2 separate regions of the Homo sapiens genome follow, and region 1 is linked to region 2. A link is an interaction called in ENCODE POLR2A ChIA-PET data of the cell type or tissue named here. Cell type or tissue: HepG2. All regions are shown on one strand. Each heading gives the region's core, and the rest is flanking DNA. Links, peaks and the distances in the headings are about the cores only.

What was found. ChIA-PET counts read pairs that join two places held together with the same protein. Peaks named below come from ENCODE experiments on the same cell type or tissue, not always from the same donor. Only the 100,000 strongest peaks of a DNase experiment are listed, where the experiment ranks them.
Region 1: POLR2A ChIA-PET joins it to region 2 with 7 read pairs; 2 of 35 experiments call an interaction of 5 or more read pairs at or near these places.

The regions. Positions count from the first base shown.
Region 1 is chr19:48,681,377-48,689,703 of GRCh38, forward strand. It overlaps the pseudogene SEC1P. Among named protein-coding and RNA genes, the nearest start is that of FUT2, 10 kb to the right of the region's middle. RefSeq lists a silencer at 1,334-1,608. In HepG2, for the core only: no CTCF peak of the experiment used is centred there; DNase peaks (open chromatin) are centred at 3,145, 4,355 and 4,905.
Region 2 is chr19:48,903,203-48,911,529 of GRCh38, forward strand. NUCB1 (nucleobindin 1) reads left to right here. Exons shown (of 13, transcript NM_006184.6): 3 at 1,145-1,252; 4 at 2,551-2,683; 5 at 7,947-8,050. NUCB1-AS1 (NUCB1 antisense RNA 1) reads right to left here. Exons shown (of 2, transcript NR_046633.1): 2 at 7,728-7,972. Among named protein-coding and RNA genes, the nearest start is that of NUCB1, 7.1 kb to the left of the region's middle. In HepG2, for the core only: no CTCF peak of the experiment used is centred there; a DNase peak (open chromatin) is centred at 4,689.

The sequences.
Region 1 (8,327 bases), core at 90-8,089, 220 kb before region 2:
TTTGCCCTCTCCTTCCTGGCAGCACTGGTAGCACAGAGCCCAGATATTTTGCACTCACGTCCCAGGACGAAGCCATCCCTGCCCTGAAGGATAGGGGAACTCGATTTTCTGGGCAACTAGGAATTTTGGCTTTGGAGTTAGTGGGCCTTATCACAAAAGAATGTGAGGGAAGGGCCGGGTGCGGTGGCACGCCTGTAATCCCAGCCCTTTGGGAAGCCAAGGCTGGTGGATCACTTGAGGTCAGGAGTTCGAGACCAGCCTGGCCAACATGGCGAAACCCAGTCTCTACTAAAAATACAAAAAGCCAGGCACGGTGGTGCGTGCCCCTAATCCCAGCTACTCCGGAGGCTGAAGCAGGAGGATAGCTTGAATTGGGAAGCAGAGGTTGCAGTAAACCGAGATCATACCACTGCACTCCAGCCTGGGCCACAGAGCGAGACTCCATCGCAAAAAAAAAAAAAAAAATAGAATTCCAGGGAAGACAGGATTTGCAGGGACACACCTATGAGGAGGGATTCCCCTGCGATGGACAGGGGAGGGGTTTAGGTGCAGGTAGCACCCTGGGCGCAGGGAAGAAGGCGTCACAGTGAGGGCAGAAAAGACACTCCTCAGATCCTGGAAGCAGCAACCTGACCCCCAGGGGCCACTAAGACCAAATCATGGCCATCTCAGCAGCAGCGTGTGTGACAGTTACTGGAAAAAGATACCTCACACCTGGCACTGCCTAACCCCCGAGAACCTAATGCCACTCTGAGAAAGCTCAGTACGGGTGCAAGTTGGATTAAGTAATTGCAGTGCGAGTTTTCCTGTGTTTTATTGGTGTAATGCTCCTTTTGGACATTAAAAAAACTTGACATATACAATGATCATTTACATGCATTAAACATTTCCACCAAATGTAGGTGCAGTGGTTTAGAAAACATTCCAATCACATCTCTTTCCCATTTGAAACCTTTTCAAGGTTGGGTGCAGTGGCTCATTTCTGTAATCCCAACACTTTGAGAGCTGAGTTGGAGGGGGATCCCTTGAGCCCAGGAGTTCGAGACCAGCCTGGGAAACATATTGAAACCTCATCTCTACAAAAATTAGCTGTGCCTGGTGGCACACACCCATGGTCCCAGATAATCAGGAGGCTGAGGTGGGAGGATCACCTGAGCTTGGGAGGTTGAGGCTGCAGTGAGCCATGATCACACCACTGTACTCCAGCCTGGGCAACAGAATAAGACCCTGTCTCAATAAAATTAAATAAATAAATAAATAAATTGCTTGCAGCTGGTGCCAAGGAATGGTAGTCTCCCAGTAGACAGAAAACACCCGAAGCTGGCCAGGTGTGGTGGCTCACGCCTATAATCCCAGCACTTGGGGGCCCGAGGTGGGCGGATCACCTGAGGTCAGGAGTTCAAGACCAGCCTGGCCAACGTGGCGAAACCCTGTCTCTAATAAAAATACAAAAATTAGGCCGGGCACGGTGGCTCATGCCTGTAATCGAGCACTTTGGGAAGCCGAGCCTGGCGGATCACGAATTCAGGAGATCAAGACCATCCTGGCTAACAAGGTGAAACCCCGTCTCTACTAAAAAAAAGAAAAAATACAAAAAAATTAGCCGGGCGTGGTGGCGGGCGGGCTCCTGTAGTCCCAGCTACTCGGGAGGCTGAGGCAGGAGAATGGCGTGAACCCGGGAGGCAGAGCTTGCAGTGAGCAGAGATCGCGCCAGTGCACTCCAGCCTGGGCGACAGAGTGAGACTCCGTCTCAAAAAAAAAAAAAATTAGCCGGTGTGGTGATGCGCGCCTGTAATCCCAGCTATTTGGGAGGCTGAGGCAGGAGAATCGCTTGAACCTGGGAGGTGGAGGTTGCAGCGAGCTGAGATCGCGCCATTGCACTCCAGCCTGGGCAACAAGAGAGAAACTCCATCTCAAAAAAAGAAAAAGAAAAGAAAACACCCGAAGCTGGTGATCAGCAGCTTCCCAATAAGATCTTGGGAGTTCGGCGAGTGGGCACAAGCATGTGCACTAAGAGGCAAAATAGCAGAGTTTAATTGGTACATGACCTCCTGGGGACATTCAGTGGGTAAGGGAAGAACGCTTCAAGTGAGCACGCGTATAACTTCAGTAAACACACTGCGCATGCTCCCCACCCAGGCGCTGGTAGGCCACCGCCTAAGTGAACAGCCCACCCCAAGGGAGGAACTGGGGAGAAGGGACGCAAGACCCCAGAAGTGTGCCAACATATAAAACCCCAACTCAAAAGGTCAAACTGCACACTTGTCTTTCATGTCGCCCGCTTAGCCCTCTTCCAAGTGTACTTTCATTCCTTTTGTCCCTGCTCTAAAGCTTTTCAATAAACTTTCTCTCCTGCTCTAAATGAGAGCCTATTGCCCAGGCTGCCTTGGTCTTTCCTTCTGCCTATTCCCCTCAGTCGAATTCTTTCTTCTTAGGAGACAAGAATTGAGGTTGCTGCAGACCCACACGGATTTGCTGCCAGTAACAGGGTTTGGGCTTGGGAGGTGTTAAAGAACACAGGAGGGGCCAGGCACGGTGGCTCATGCCTGTAATCCCAGCACTTTGGGAGGCCCAGGCGGGTGGATCACCAGGTCGAGAGATCGAGACCATCCTGGCCAACACGGTGAAACCCCGTCTCTACTAAAAATACAAAAATTAGCTGGGCGTGGTGGCAGGTGCCTGTAATCCCAGCTACTCAGGAGGCTGAGGCAGGAGAATCGCTTGAACCCAGGAGGCAGAGGTTGCTGTGAGCTGAGATCGCGCCACTGCACTCCAGCCTGGTGACAGAGTGAGACTCCGTCTCAAAGAAAAAAAAAAAAAAACTCAGGAGGAGGGCTGAGTGCGATGGCTCTTTCGCCCAGGCTGGAGTGCAGTGGCGCCATCTCAGCTCACTGCAACCTCCGCCTCCTGGGTTCAAGCAGTCCTCCCACCTCAGCCTCCCAAGTGGGATTTTAGGCACCCGCTGCCACATCCAGCTGATTTTTGTATTTTTAGTAGAGATGGGGTTTTGCCATTTTGGCCAGGCTGGTCTGACCGCAAGTGATCCTTCCACCTCGGCCTCCCAAACTTCTGGGATGACAGGCGTGAGCCACTGTGCCCAGCCAACAGCTTTCACATTACAAAAGCCCAAGCAGAAGCTGGCAAGCTGCCAACAAGCTGCACTAATTCATCAATAAATATTTACTGAGTTTCTTACTGCATTTGCAAATTCCAAAGCAGAAGTTGGACAGACACCTAAAAGCCCGCCCTGTCCCTCACCAGAAGGGGACAAAAGGAAGCTGAGCAGGACAGGGGCCACTTAAGTCCCCTAAAGAAGGGGATTGCATACCCCAGCACCTCAGACAGTATCCAGTGCACAGCACATGTTCCTTATGGTTTGACTTGTGACGAGTCCCCGGCCAAGTTTCCTTGTTTCATTTTTTTGAGACAGAGACTCTCTCTGTCACCCAGGCTAGAGAGCAGTGGTGCGATCTCAGCCCACTGCAACCTCCGCCTCCCAGGTTCAAGTGATTCTCTTGCCTCAGCTTCCTGAGTAGCTTGGACTACAGGCACCTGCCACCACTCCCTGCTAATTTTTGTATTTTTAGTAGAGATGGGGTCTCACCATGTTGGCCAGGCTGGTCTCGAACTCCTGACCATAGGTTATCCTCCTGCCTCAGCCTCCCAAAGTGCTGGGATTACAGGCGTGAGTCACTGCACCCAGCCTCCCTTGGCCAAGTTCATATATTAAAGTCCTAGCCCCAAGTAGGACCTCAGTCCGTCACCCAGGCTGGAGTGCAGTGGCACAATCTCGGTTCACTGCAACCTCCGCCTCCCAGGTTCAAGTGATTCTCCTGCCTCAGCCTCCTGAGTAGCTGAGATAACAGGAGCACACCACCATGCCTGGCTAATTTTTTGTATGTTCAGTAGAGATGGGGTTTCACCATGTTGTCCAGGCTGGTCTGGAACTCCTGACCTCAAGTGATCCGCCCACCTCGGCCTCCCAAATTGCGGGGATTACAGGCATGAGCCACCGTGCCCAGCCCTGGTCAGTCTTGAGGTCTGTGTTGATGTTAAACACTGGTCAGCTGAGCCTGAATTACAATGGCAGGAGGGTATAATGAGGCATGTCCAGCCACCCAGTCCCATCCTGGGCTGAACTAGTGTTTCAGGTTTACTTTAGAATGCCCTTGGTCTAGAGGGAGGGTCCATTCAGTTACCTGGGGGACTGAGAATTTTATTTGTGGTTTACAGTAAGATAATTGTAGGTGTAACTGGTTAAGTCCAGGTTATACTGGAGTAGGGTGTGTGGTGTCCCTAATCCGTTATGACGGGTGACCACACAGACACCAAAGAAAGGAAAGCCACATGATGACAAAGGCAGAGATTAACTCTGGGCCTCCAGAACTAAGGGAGAACGGGCTGGGCGTGATGACTCACACCTGTAATTCCAGCACTTTGGGAGGCCGAGGCAGGTGGGTCACCTGAGGTCAGAAGTTTGAGGCCAGCCTGCCTAACATGGCGAAACCCCATCTCTACTAAAAACACAAAAATTAGCCGGGCGTGATGGTGTATGCCTGTAACCGCAGCTGCTTGGGAGGCTGAGGTGGGAGAATTGCTTAAACAGGAGGCGGAGGCTGCAGTGAGCCAAGATCACTCCAACCTGGGAGACAGAGTGAGACCCTGTCTCAAAAAAAAAAAAAAAAAAAGAAAAAAGAAAAACTAAAGGAGAATGATTTTCTTTTGCTTTGAGGGACCCAGTTGTGTGTTACCTTCTTAGAGCAACCGGGGAAACACATAGAACGTCTAATGCATATTAATTGAATGGATTGTACAAACAGAGCGAAAAGAGAACCCCATGGCTTAGCAGGAAAGCAGCTTAGAGATGAAAGGTTTCAGTGTCCTTGGCACAGGGCTAGTAGTCCTGGAGATGATTTCATGGACACTGTCCCAGGAAGTAAAATTCTGGAAATACTTTCATTCATTCAACAATATGGTCATGGGTCACTTAACAATAGGGATGTGTTCTGAGAAATGTATTATTAGGCAATTTCATGTTGTATGAACATCATAGAGTATATTTACACAAACCCAGATGGGGTGTGTGTGTGTATATATATATTAAATTCATTTTTTTTAATATGGAAAACGAAATCTCCGAGCACCATTATTGAATATCAGTCATCTCCTGTACTTCATCTGCAATGCCAATACAAAGTGCCAGAGATGAGGTTTCTATATATGCTCTATTATAATATTTTATTCGTTTATTTTTGAGACACAGTCTCGCTCTGTCACCCAGGTTGGTGTGCAGTGGTGCAAACACAACTCACTGCAACCTCTGCCTCCCGGGCTCAAGTGCTCCTCCTGCCTCAGCCTCCCGAGTAGCTGGGACCACAGGCACTCACTGCCACACTTGGCTAATTTTTGTATATTTTTTTTAAAGATGGGGTCTCACTATGTTGCCCAGGCTGGTCTTGAACTCCTGGGTTTAAGGGATCCTCTTGCCTCAGCCTCCCAAAGTGCTGAGTTATAGGCGTGAGCCACCGCACCCAGCCTATTTATTTATTTTTGAGACAGAGTCTTGCTCTGTCACCCAAGCTGGACTGCAGTGGCTCGATCTCAGCTCACCGCAACCTCTGCCTCCTGGGCTCAAGAGATTCTTGTGCCTCAGCCATCTGAGTAGCTGGGATTTACAGGCGTGCTCCACCATGCCTGGCTAATTTTTGTATTTTTAGTAGAGATGGGGTTCACCATGTTTCCCAGGCTAGTCTCAAATTCCTGGCCTCAAGTGATCCACCCTCCTCTGCCTCCCAAAGCGCTGGGATGACAGGCGTAAGCCACCGGGCCCAGCCAAATTTTAAAGAAAACAGGATATCAATTTATATCTCAAGGCAAAGAGAAAGAATGTAAGTTCTTTTGTTGTTTTTGAGATTGGTTCTCCCTCTGTTGCCCAGTCTGATCTCAAACACCTGACCTCAAGAGATCCTCCCACCTCCAGCCCCCAAAGTGTTGCGATTGTAGGCGTGCTGGCCTACTTTCTGTTCTGGTTTTCTTTCTTTTCTTTTCTTTTTTTCCTTTTTTTTGAGACAGTTTCACTCTTTTTGCCCAGGCTGGAGTGCAATGGCACGATCTCGGCTCACCACCACCTCCGCCTCCCGGGTTCAGGTGATTCTCCTGCCTCAGCCTCCTGAGTAGCTGGGATTACAATCACCCACCACCATGCCCGGCTAATTTTGCATTTTTAGTAGAGATGGGGTGGTGGGGGGGCAGGGGGTGTTTCTCCATGTTGGTCAGGCTGGTCTGGAACTCCCGAACTCAGATGATCCGCCCGCCTCGGTCTCCCAAAGTGCTGCGATTACAGGTGTGAGCCACCGCTCCCGGCCCTACTTTCTGTTTTTTAACTGGATTACTGAGTCCATTTACAGATAAAGCCGAGAAAGCACGTGGAGTTTCCAGGACTGGCCTAAGCCTCACCTATAGAAAAAGCAGGCACAGCTGGAAGGCAGAGCTCTTGGATCCCAGAAATCACGGATCCCATTCCTAGGCTGAATCCCTGATCCCCTAGACCAGTGGCAAAGCCCAAGAGGGAAATGCCCAGGGACAGGCTGTTAAAAGCTCCCACACTCAGCCTGGGCTGCAAGGCACACTTTACTGTCAGTTCTGCTTGGCTCAGTCAGAAATCTGAGTTTTTTCTTATCTCAATGCATGAAGAAATGAGGAGGATAAAATTTGCCCACTGTGGTAATAACCATTCATTCCAACCTTGTCAGTTATCTTCAAAATTGTAGCTATTGACAGTAACTACTTAGTTATCCCATGACCAAAGGTCAAGTGTTTTCTTACCTTAGAAAGTAACCCTCCTGGGCCCGGTGTGGTGGCTCACGTCTGTAATCCCAGCACTTTGGGAGACCAAGGCGGGTGGATCACCTGAGGTCGGGAGTTCAGAACCAGCCTGACCAACATGGAGAAACCCCGTCTCTACTAAAAATACAAAATTAGCCGGGCGTGGTGGCACATGCCTGTAATCCTAACTACTCGGTGGGCTGAGGCAGGAGAATCGCTTGAACCCGGGAGGCGGAGGTTGTAGTGAGCCGAGATTGTGCCATTGCACTCCAGCCTGGGCAACAAGAGCAAGACTCTCTCTCAAAAAAAAAGAGAAGAAAGTAACCCTTGGACCTTCAAAAGCCAAAGAGATCAGGGAGTTTAGTGCAAAAGAGAGCAGAGGATTAGACCCCACCCTCGACTCTTGGGGCTCCGTGAGGAAGACAGAAGACCCCAAAAAGGAAGTCTGTGGTGCTTTGGCTGAGCTCCTCAAGGAGGCTCAGAATCACTAAAAGTCTCTTTTTTATTTTATATATATTTTTTATTATTATACTTTAAGTTCTAGGGTACATGTGCACAACGTGCAGGTTTGTTACATATGCATACATGTGCCATGTTGGTGTGCTGCACCCATTAACTCGTCTCTTTTAAATCTCTTCATGTGCTATTGAAGGAGACAAAAGGAAGAAAGAGTGGAGGTAGATGGGGAAACAAGTCTTTTTTTTCTTTTTTTGAGACAAGGTCTTGCTCTGTCGCTCAGGCTGGAGTGCAGTGCCACCATCGTGACTCACTGCAGCCTCTATCTCCTGGGCTCAAGTGATCTTCCCACCTCAGCCTCCAAAGTAGCTGGGACCACAGGCATACACCACCATGCCCGGCTATTTTCCACATTTTTAGAAGGCTTGGCGTGGTGGCTCATGCCTGTAATCCCAGCACTTTGGGAGGCCAGGACAGGTGGATCACCTGAGATCAGCCTGACCAACTTGGTGAAACCCCCGTCTCTACTAAAAATGCAAAAATTAGCCGGGCGTGGTGGCGCACGCCTGTAATCCCAGCTACTCGGGAGGCTGAGGCAGGAGAATCGCTAGAACCTGGGTGGCAGAGGTTGCAGTGAGCCGAGATTGTGCCATTGTACTCCAGCCTGGGCAACAAGAGGGAAACTCTGTCTTGGAATAAATAAATAAATAAAAATAAATAAAATAATAATAAATAAAATTTTGGCAGAGATGGCTCTTGCTGTGTTGTCCAGGGTGCTCTTGAACTCCTGGCCTCAAGCGATCCTTCAGCCTCAGCCTCCCACAGTGCTGGGATTACAGGCATGAGTCACCACACTCGGCCCATCAATTTATTTTATAAGCAAACTGGTTCACATACGTTTTTTCCCGTTAATCCAGTTTTGGAAAGGGAAAAAAACCAAGACTTTTACCACCTTTACTGGACCGGGTCCCACAGGCAGAGATCCAAGGAGCTGGTAAGAAATCTCACCTTTTTCTGCCAGCTATTTATCATTTGTCCCAGAAAAC
Region 2 (8,327 bases), core at 97-8,096:
TATAAATAGTAAGAGCATAGAAGGCCCAGGGAGAGTAAAGTCCCACCCAGCTACGCATGACGGGGGTGGGACTAGGAGGCCTGGGACTTTTGTCTGTGTTGTTCACAGTGCCTGGCATATGATAGGGGCCTGGTGAATGTTTGTTGAATGAATGAATGCATGCATGGGCGGGTGGGTAGATGGATGGGCAGTTGGATGGATGGGCGGGTGGATGGATGGGTGGGTGGATGAGTGGATGGATGGATGGATGGGTGGTTGGATGGATGGGCGGGTGGATGGATGGGCGGGTGGATGGATGGGTGGGTGGATGAGTGGATGGATGGATGGGTGGGTGGATGGATCGATGGGTGGGTGGATGGATGGATGAGTGGATGGATGGGCGGGTGGATGGATGGGTGGGTGGATGAGTGGATGGATGGATGGACGGGTGGTTGGATGGATGGGCGGGTGGATGGATGGGTGGGTGGATGAGTGGATGGATGGATGGGTGGGTGGATGGATGGATGGGTGGGTGGATGGATGGATGAGTGGATGGATGGGCGGGTGGATGGATGGGTGGGTGGATGAGTGGATGGATGGATGGATAGATGGATGGATGGATGGATAGGTGGGTGGATGGATGGGCAGGTGGATGAGTGGATGGATGGATGGATGAGTGGATGGATGGATGGATGGATGGATGGGTGGGTGGATGGATGGATGGGTGGATGGATGGATGGATGGGTGGGTGGGTGGATGGATGGATGAGTGGATGGATGGGTGGATGGATGGATGGATGATGGGTGGATAGATGGGTGGGTAGGATGTATGTATGGATGGGTGGGTGGGATGTATGGATGGATGGGTGGGTGGATGCATGGATGAATGGGTGGATGCATGGATGGATGGATGGTTGGATGGATGGATAAAAGTATGATTCACAGCTTCCCAACAAGTCATGTCCACTCTGAGCACCCACTCTGGGCAGTATTGGGCTGGGTGTTCACTGATGTGATTTTCATTTCATCTTTGCTGCATATGTGGGAAAAGGTAAAAACTGAGTCCCTTGTCAGCTGCCCCAGGGAGCAGGCCATAGCAGTAACAGGAGTGAGGGTGGGGATGGGGATGGGAGCAGGGGCTGCTATGTCTGTCCTTGTTGCCTCAGGACACAGGCCTGTACTACCACCGGTACCTCCAGGAGGTCATCGATGTACTGGAGACGGATGGGCATTTCCGAGAGAAGCTGCAGGCTGCCAATGCGGAGGACATCAAGGTGCGGCTGGGGGAGTGGGGGCTGTGGGAGGGGTACGTGCTGGGAGGGCAGAGTTCAGGGGAGGACTGGTTTCTTTTTTTTTTTTTTTGAGACGGAGTCTTGCTCTGTCACCCAGGCTGGAGTGCGATGGTGCGATCTCAGCTCACTGCACCTCCACCCCGCAGGTTCAAGCAGTTCTCCTGCCTCAACCTCCCAAGTAGCTGGGATTACAGGCGTACACCACCATGCCTGACTAATTTTTGTATTTTTAGTAGAGACGGGGTTTCACCATGTTGGCCAGGCTGGTCTCGAACTCCTGACCTCGTGATCCTCCCATCTCGGCTTCCCAAAGTGTTGGGATTACAGGCATGAGCCACCATGCCTGACCATACTGGTTTCTTCAAAGGGGCCACATGGCTCCAGCTGTGCCTGTATTTGAAAATCACCAAAGTAAGACTCAGGGAGAAGTTGCTTCTTGGGGTCACAAGCTGGGAAGAGCTTTGGGGAACACAGAATACGTGTTTAGTGCAGAGTCCCGTGGGCAGGCTTTCAGTCGCAGCTCCGCCGCTTACCAGCTATGGGGCCTCCCCTCACCGTGCCTCAGTTTCCCCACCTGTAAAATGGGAGACATCATAGAACCTGCTGCACAGTTCGGATTTGGATTTTCCAAGGGAAGGATTTTGGGGTTTGGATTTTCCAAAGGAAGATGTGTAAAGGGTTTGGAAGAGCATGGTGACACTCCTTAGCAAGTGTTGTGGGAGGGCTGCGTCAACAGAATGCTCCTATGGTGCCTTCTACAGAGGAAGAATTCAAAATAAGGGAGGTGCTGGTGTCCCTTACATCACCATGAACTCCCATATCAGGCCTCTAGGAGCACCATCATTGTCCCCATTTCACTGAGTAGGACACTGAACCCTCGTATCAGGATCTGTCCTTCTCATGGACCTGGGTCTCACCACCATGCACGGCTAATTTTGTATTGTTTCTAGAGACAGGGACTTGCCATGTTGCCCAGGCTGATCTTGAGATCCTCCCACCTCAGCCTCCCAAAGTGCTGGGATTACAGGCGTGACCCACCGCACCTGGCCCCTAAACATGTGGCTTGATGAATGACAGGAGATGGGGCAGCACAGGTGGGCAGGGCCTTGAATGCCAGGCTGACGGGCTGGGAGCTGTCCTTCCTGGAGACTCTGAGGAGCTGGGGGACTATAAGCAGGGAAGGGGCAGTATAAGACTGGGGCATGAGAAAGCTTATAAGAAGCTTCCAGAGAAGACAGAGAGCAGGCCCCCAGGCTGACCAGGGTCTCCTCTCCTGTCAGAGCGGGAAGCTGAGCCGAGAGCTGGACTTTGTCAGCCACCACGTCCGCACCAAGCTGGATGAGCTCAAGCGACAGGAGGTGTCACGGCTGCGGATGCTGCTCAAGGCCAAGATGGACGCCGAGCAGGATCCCAGTGAGCAGGGGCAGGGCGGGAGGGACAGGCAGGGAGGGGTGGGGAAGGGTGGCCTCACTCCCGGCCTCCAGGTGGTTGTGTGCTAGGCAGGTGAGGCCTCCCTCCCCGCTGCGAAATGTGCTGAAATGTGCGTGGGAGATTGCCCCAGTGTTCCTCCCAGCATGATTTAATATTAACATTACAATGTTGTTTGTTTATATTCTGTTTCCATTTGTTGTTTTTAAAAATCTTTATCATGGGCTGGGCACAGTGGCCCACGGCTGTAATCCCAGTACTTTGGGAGGCTGAGGCAAGCAGGTCACCTGAGGTCGGGAATTGGAGACTATCTGGCCAACATGGTGAAACCCCATATCTGCTAAAAATACTAAATTAGCCGGGCATGGTGGTGCACGCCTGTAATCCTAGCTGCTCAGGAGGCTAAGGCAGGAGAATTGGTTGAACCCGGGAGGCGGAGGTTGTAGTGAGCCGAGATCGCACCATTGCACTCCAGCCTGGACAACAGAGTGAAACTCTGACTCAAAAAAAAAAAAAAAAAATTGTCATTTAAAATTCTGGTAGAGGCCGGGTGCAGTGGCTCACGCCTGCAATTCCAACACTTTTTGAGGCAGGAGAATCACTCGAGCCCAGAAGTTCAAAACCAGCCTGGGCAACATAGCAAGACCCCTGTCTCTATAAAAAATATTAAAAAATAAGCTGGGCATGGTAATGCATGCCTGTGGTCCCACCTCCTTAGGAAGCTGAGGTGGGAGGATCGTTGAGCCTGGGATGTCAAGGCTATAGTGAGCCATGACTGCGCCACTGTACTCCAGCCTGGGCGACAGAACAAGATCCCATCTCAAAAAAAAAAAGTTGAAAGAACTTCAAACTTTTAGAAAAGTTGTAAGAGTAGTACAGAAAACTCCCAAACACCCCTGACCTGGCTTCTCTAGTTAACATTTGCTCCATTTGCTTTGTCACTCACGTTTGGGACTTCACCACAGTCACCATCTCATCACCCTTACACATTTCAGTGTGATACTCTTGCATAAGTACAGCGATAAAATCGGGAGATTTATCAGGTCACACTGTTTTTCCTTGCTCAGCTAATATCTTTCTTTTTTTTTTTTTGAGACAGAGTCTCGCTCTGTCACCCAGGCTGGAGTGCAGTGGTGCAATCTCGGCTCACTGCAAGCTCCGCCTCCTGGATTCACGCCATTCTTGTGCCTCAGCCTCCCAAGTAGCTGGGACTACAGGCGCCCGCCACCATGCCCAGCTAATTTTTTGTATTTTTAGTAGAGACGGAATTTCACTGTATTAGCCAGGATGGTCTTGATCTCTAACCTCGTGATCCGCCCACCTCGGCCTCCCAAAGTGCTGGGATTACAGGTGTGAGCCACCGCGCCTGGCCTTTTTTTTTTTTTTTTTTGGTGAGACAGAATCTTGCTCTGTCTCCCAGGCTGCACTACAGTGGCGCGATCTCGGCTCACTGCAACCTCCGCCTCCTGGGTTCAAGCAATTCTCCTGCCTCAGCCTCCCAAGTAGCTGGGATTACAGGTGTGTGCCACCACACCTGGCTAATTTTGTATTTTTAGTAGATACTTGATTTTGCCATGTTGGCCAGGCTGGTCTTGAACTCCTGACTTCAAGTGATCCTCCTGTCTCGGCCTTCCAAAGTGCTGGGATTACAGGCCTGAGCCACCAGCCTTGGCCCCCATCTTAAGGTCTTTAATGTAATCCCATCCGCCAGGACCCCTTAGCCCGGAAAGGTCACGCATTCACAGGTTCCGGGGATCAGGATGTGGATATCTTTTAGGGCACCAGTATCCAGCTGCCACAACACCCAGGCTCTTCCCGTCCCTCCTCTGCCCAGAGCCTGCCCCCGGCACCCCAGTGCCCTCAGGCCCGCATTCATGTTCCTCTTGTCTGCTCGGAGCCTGGGTGGACCTTGGCCACACCCGCCCAACCCTGCCCTTCCCGTATGCACCCTGACCTTCTTGCGTCAGCATTTTTAGAAATTGCTGGCGTGCAGCCTTGGGACCTTTGTCCGTTCGCCCCGCTCTCCCGTGACATTCTTTCTCAGGGCTCTTTGCCTGGTCCATGGACCTTCCATCTCCCCTGGAATGTCACCTCCTCAGGGTGTCACCGCCCCGGCTGTCCTGTGTGAAGGAGCCTCTGTGTTATTTGTGTCCTTGGTATTCCTTTGTTCATCCCTTGGTCGCCTGTTCTCTGTCTCTCTAGACTGGGTGCTCCAAGAGGCAGAACTCTTTTGGTTGTTGTTGTTTTTGAGACAGAGTCTCACTCTGTCGCCCAGGCTGGAGTGCAGTGGCGCGATCTCGGCTCACTGCAACCTCTGCCTCCCAGGTTCAAGCGATTCTCCTGCCTCAGCCTCCTGAGTATCTGGGATTACAGGTGCCCGCCACCATACCTGGCTAATTTTGTATCTTTAGTAGAGACAGGGTTTCACCATGTTGGCCAGGCTGGTCTCAAACTCCTGACCTCAGGTGATCCACCCGCCTCAGCCTCCCAAATTGCTGAGATTACAGGCATGAGCCACCCCGCCTGGCCTCCAAGAGTCAGAATTCTGTCATCATTTGATTCCTGCTGTGTCCATAGCGGCCGGCGCTGGGTCAGCCTGGAATAGCGGCTCAACACACGTCCCTGGCACAAATAATGAATTTGAGATTCAGTTTGTACCTGTGTCCTGCACACCTGTCACTCCTCTGGGCTCAGCCAGGGCCGGAGCTGCCTCCACTGCAGCCTAGGTCTCCCAAATTCTAGCTGCCCGTGTGTGTGTGTGTGTGTGTGTGTGTGTGTGTGTGTGTGTGTGTGTGTGTCTTTCTGCCCACTTGACCAAGGGGTGTGTGTGTGTGTGTGTGTGTGTGTGTGTGTGTGTGTGTGTCTTTCTCCCCACCTAACCAAGGGCCACTGGAGGCCAGGGCCAGGCTGATTCATTTTGGGTCCAGCATTGCACAGCGCAGGCCTGGGCCCCTAGAAGCCTCGGGAGACATGCGTGCGGTAAGTGTGTGTTGGCAGCGTGTGCGCTGTCCTTTCCTGCCTGGAAACCCTACCCCTTCCTGACTACTTGGAAACTCCCATATGAGGGAGGCTGCACTTGTTTGCTGAGGCCGCTGTAACCAAGTACCACTGACCAGGTGCTTCAGCAACAGAACTTGACTGTCTCATGGCCTGCAGTCAGAGTCCAAAGTGAAAGTATTGGCAGGGTTGGTTCCTTCTGGGGCTATGAGGGAGGATCTGTACCAGGCCCCTCTCCTTGGCTTGCAGATGGCCGTCTTCTCACTGCATTTTCACACCATCTTTCCTCTCTGTGTGCCTGGCCCAAATTTCTCCTTCCATTATTATTTTTTATTAATTATTATTATTATTATTTTTTTTTTTTTCCAAGACAGAGTTTTGCTCTCGTTGCCCAGGCTGGAGTGCGGTGGCGCGATCTCAGCTCACTGCAACCTCTGCCTCCCAGGTTCAAGCGATTCTCCTGCCTCAGACTCCTAAGTAGCTGGGATTACAAGCACGCGCCACCACGCCTGGATAATTTTGTATTTTTAGTACAGATGGAGTTTTGCCATGTTGGGCAGGCTGGTTTCGAATTCCTGACCTCAGGTGATCCACCCGCCTTGGCCTCCCAAAGTGCTAGGATTACAGGTGTGAGCCACCGCGCCCGGCCTATTATTATTTTGAGACAGGGTTTCACTTCTATCCTCCAGGCTAGAGTGCAGTGGTGCGATCTCGGCTCACTGCATCCTCCCCCTCCCACGCTCAAGTGATTCTCCTGCCTTAGCCTCCTGAGCAGCTGGGACTACAGGCACACACCACTGCACACAGCTAATTTTTATATTTTTTGTAGAGATGGGGTTTCACCATGTTGCCCACGCTGGTCTCGAATGCCTGAGCCCAAGTGATCCTCCCACCTCAGTCTCCCAAAGTGCTGGGATTACAGGCATGAGCCACTGTGCCCAGTCATAAATTTCTGCCTTTTATAAGGTCACCAATCATGTTGGATTAGGGCCCACAGTAATGACCTCATCTTAACCTGATTCCCTCTGTAAAGACCTAGTCTCCAAATCAGGTCACATTCTGAGGTACTGGGGCTTAGGACTTCAACATAGAAACTTAGGAGCGTGCAATTTAACCCCTAAGATTGGTTGATGCTTTATCAAAAATTTTGATGTTTTTCTTTTGTTTGTATGTATGTATTTATTTTATTTATTTATTTTTCAGACGGAGTCTCACTCTGTCACCAGGCTGGTGCAGTGGCGTGATCTCGGCTCACTGCAACCTCCGCCTCCCAGGTTCCAGTGATTCCCCTGCCTCAGCCTCCCAAGTAGCTGGGGCTACAGGTGCGCACCACCATGCCCAGCTAATTTTTTATGTTTTTATTAGAGATGGGGTTTCACCATGTTGGCCAGGATGGTCTCAATCTCTTGATCTTGTGATCCGCCCCCCTTGGCCTCCCAAAGTGCTGGGATTACAGGCGTGAGCCACCGCACCCAGCCTTGTTTGTTTTTTTTAAAGAGTGGTTGAGGCTGGGCGTGGTGGCTCACACCTGTAATCACAACACTTTGGGAGGCCGAGGTGGGTGGATCACCTGAGGTCAGGAGTTCAAGACCAGCCTGGCCAACATGGTGAAACCCTGTTTCTGTTTCTACTAAAAATACAAAAATTAGCCGAGTGTGGTGGCATGCACCTGTAGTCCCAGTTACTCGGGGCTGAGGCAGGAGGATTGCTTGAGCCTGGGAGGCGGAGGTTGCAGCGAGCCGAGATCCTGCCACTGCAGAGTGAAACCCTGTCTCAAAAAAAAAAAAAAAGAAGGAAAAGAAAAAAAGAAATGGTTGAGTGTCATGGTTTTTGGATGTCCAATGGCTGGTTCCCATCCTTGCTCTGCCACTTGCTAGCTGGTACCCTAGACCAGTCACAACCCCTCAAGGGGTCTCAGTTTTCACATTCATAAAATGGGGATAATCATAAAACCCTTGTTGTCAGGATTTTGTGGAAAGTGAATGAATTAATACAGTTAAAGTGCTTAGGGCATGGCCTGGCATCTAGTAAGTAGGCACTACATGTTAGTTTTTATTATGGTTATTATTGTAAGCATCAGACTCAGTCGTGGGATCACCTCCTCCAGGAAGCCTTCCCTGATTGCCCCAGGTTCAAGCTGTCTTCTGGGCTTCCCTAGTGCTGTCCGTGACTTCTTTGGATCATGTCTGGCCCAAGATGGGGGTTCTGAAAGAACATGCCCTCAGGTGTTGGACTCTTCCCTCTCTTCCAGATGTACAGGTGGATCATCTGAATCTCCTGAAACAGTTTGAACACCTGGACCCTCAGAACCAGCATACATTCGAGGCCCGCGACCTGGAGCTGCTGATCCAGACGGTAATGGGAGTGGGTCCGGAGGCAGAGGATTGAGGGTAGCTTTGCGGAAGGGGAGAAGGGGACAGAGTCCCAGACGTGAGCCAGCTCACCATTCCTGCTGGTGTTCTCTGAGGTTGGAGGCTGGTAGAGGGCTGAGTCGTTTCTTTTCTTTTCTTTTTTTTTTTTTTTTTGAGACGAAATCTCGCTGTTTTCCCCCAGGCTGGAGTGCAATGGCACAATCTCGGCTCACTGCAACCTCCGCCTCCCGGGTTCAAGCGATTCTCCTGCCTCAGCCTCC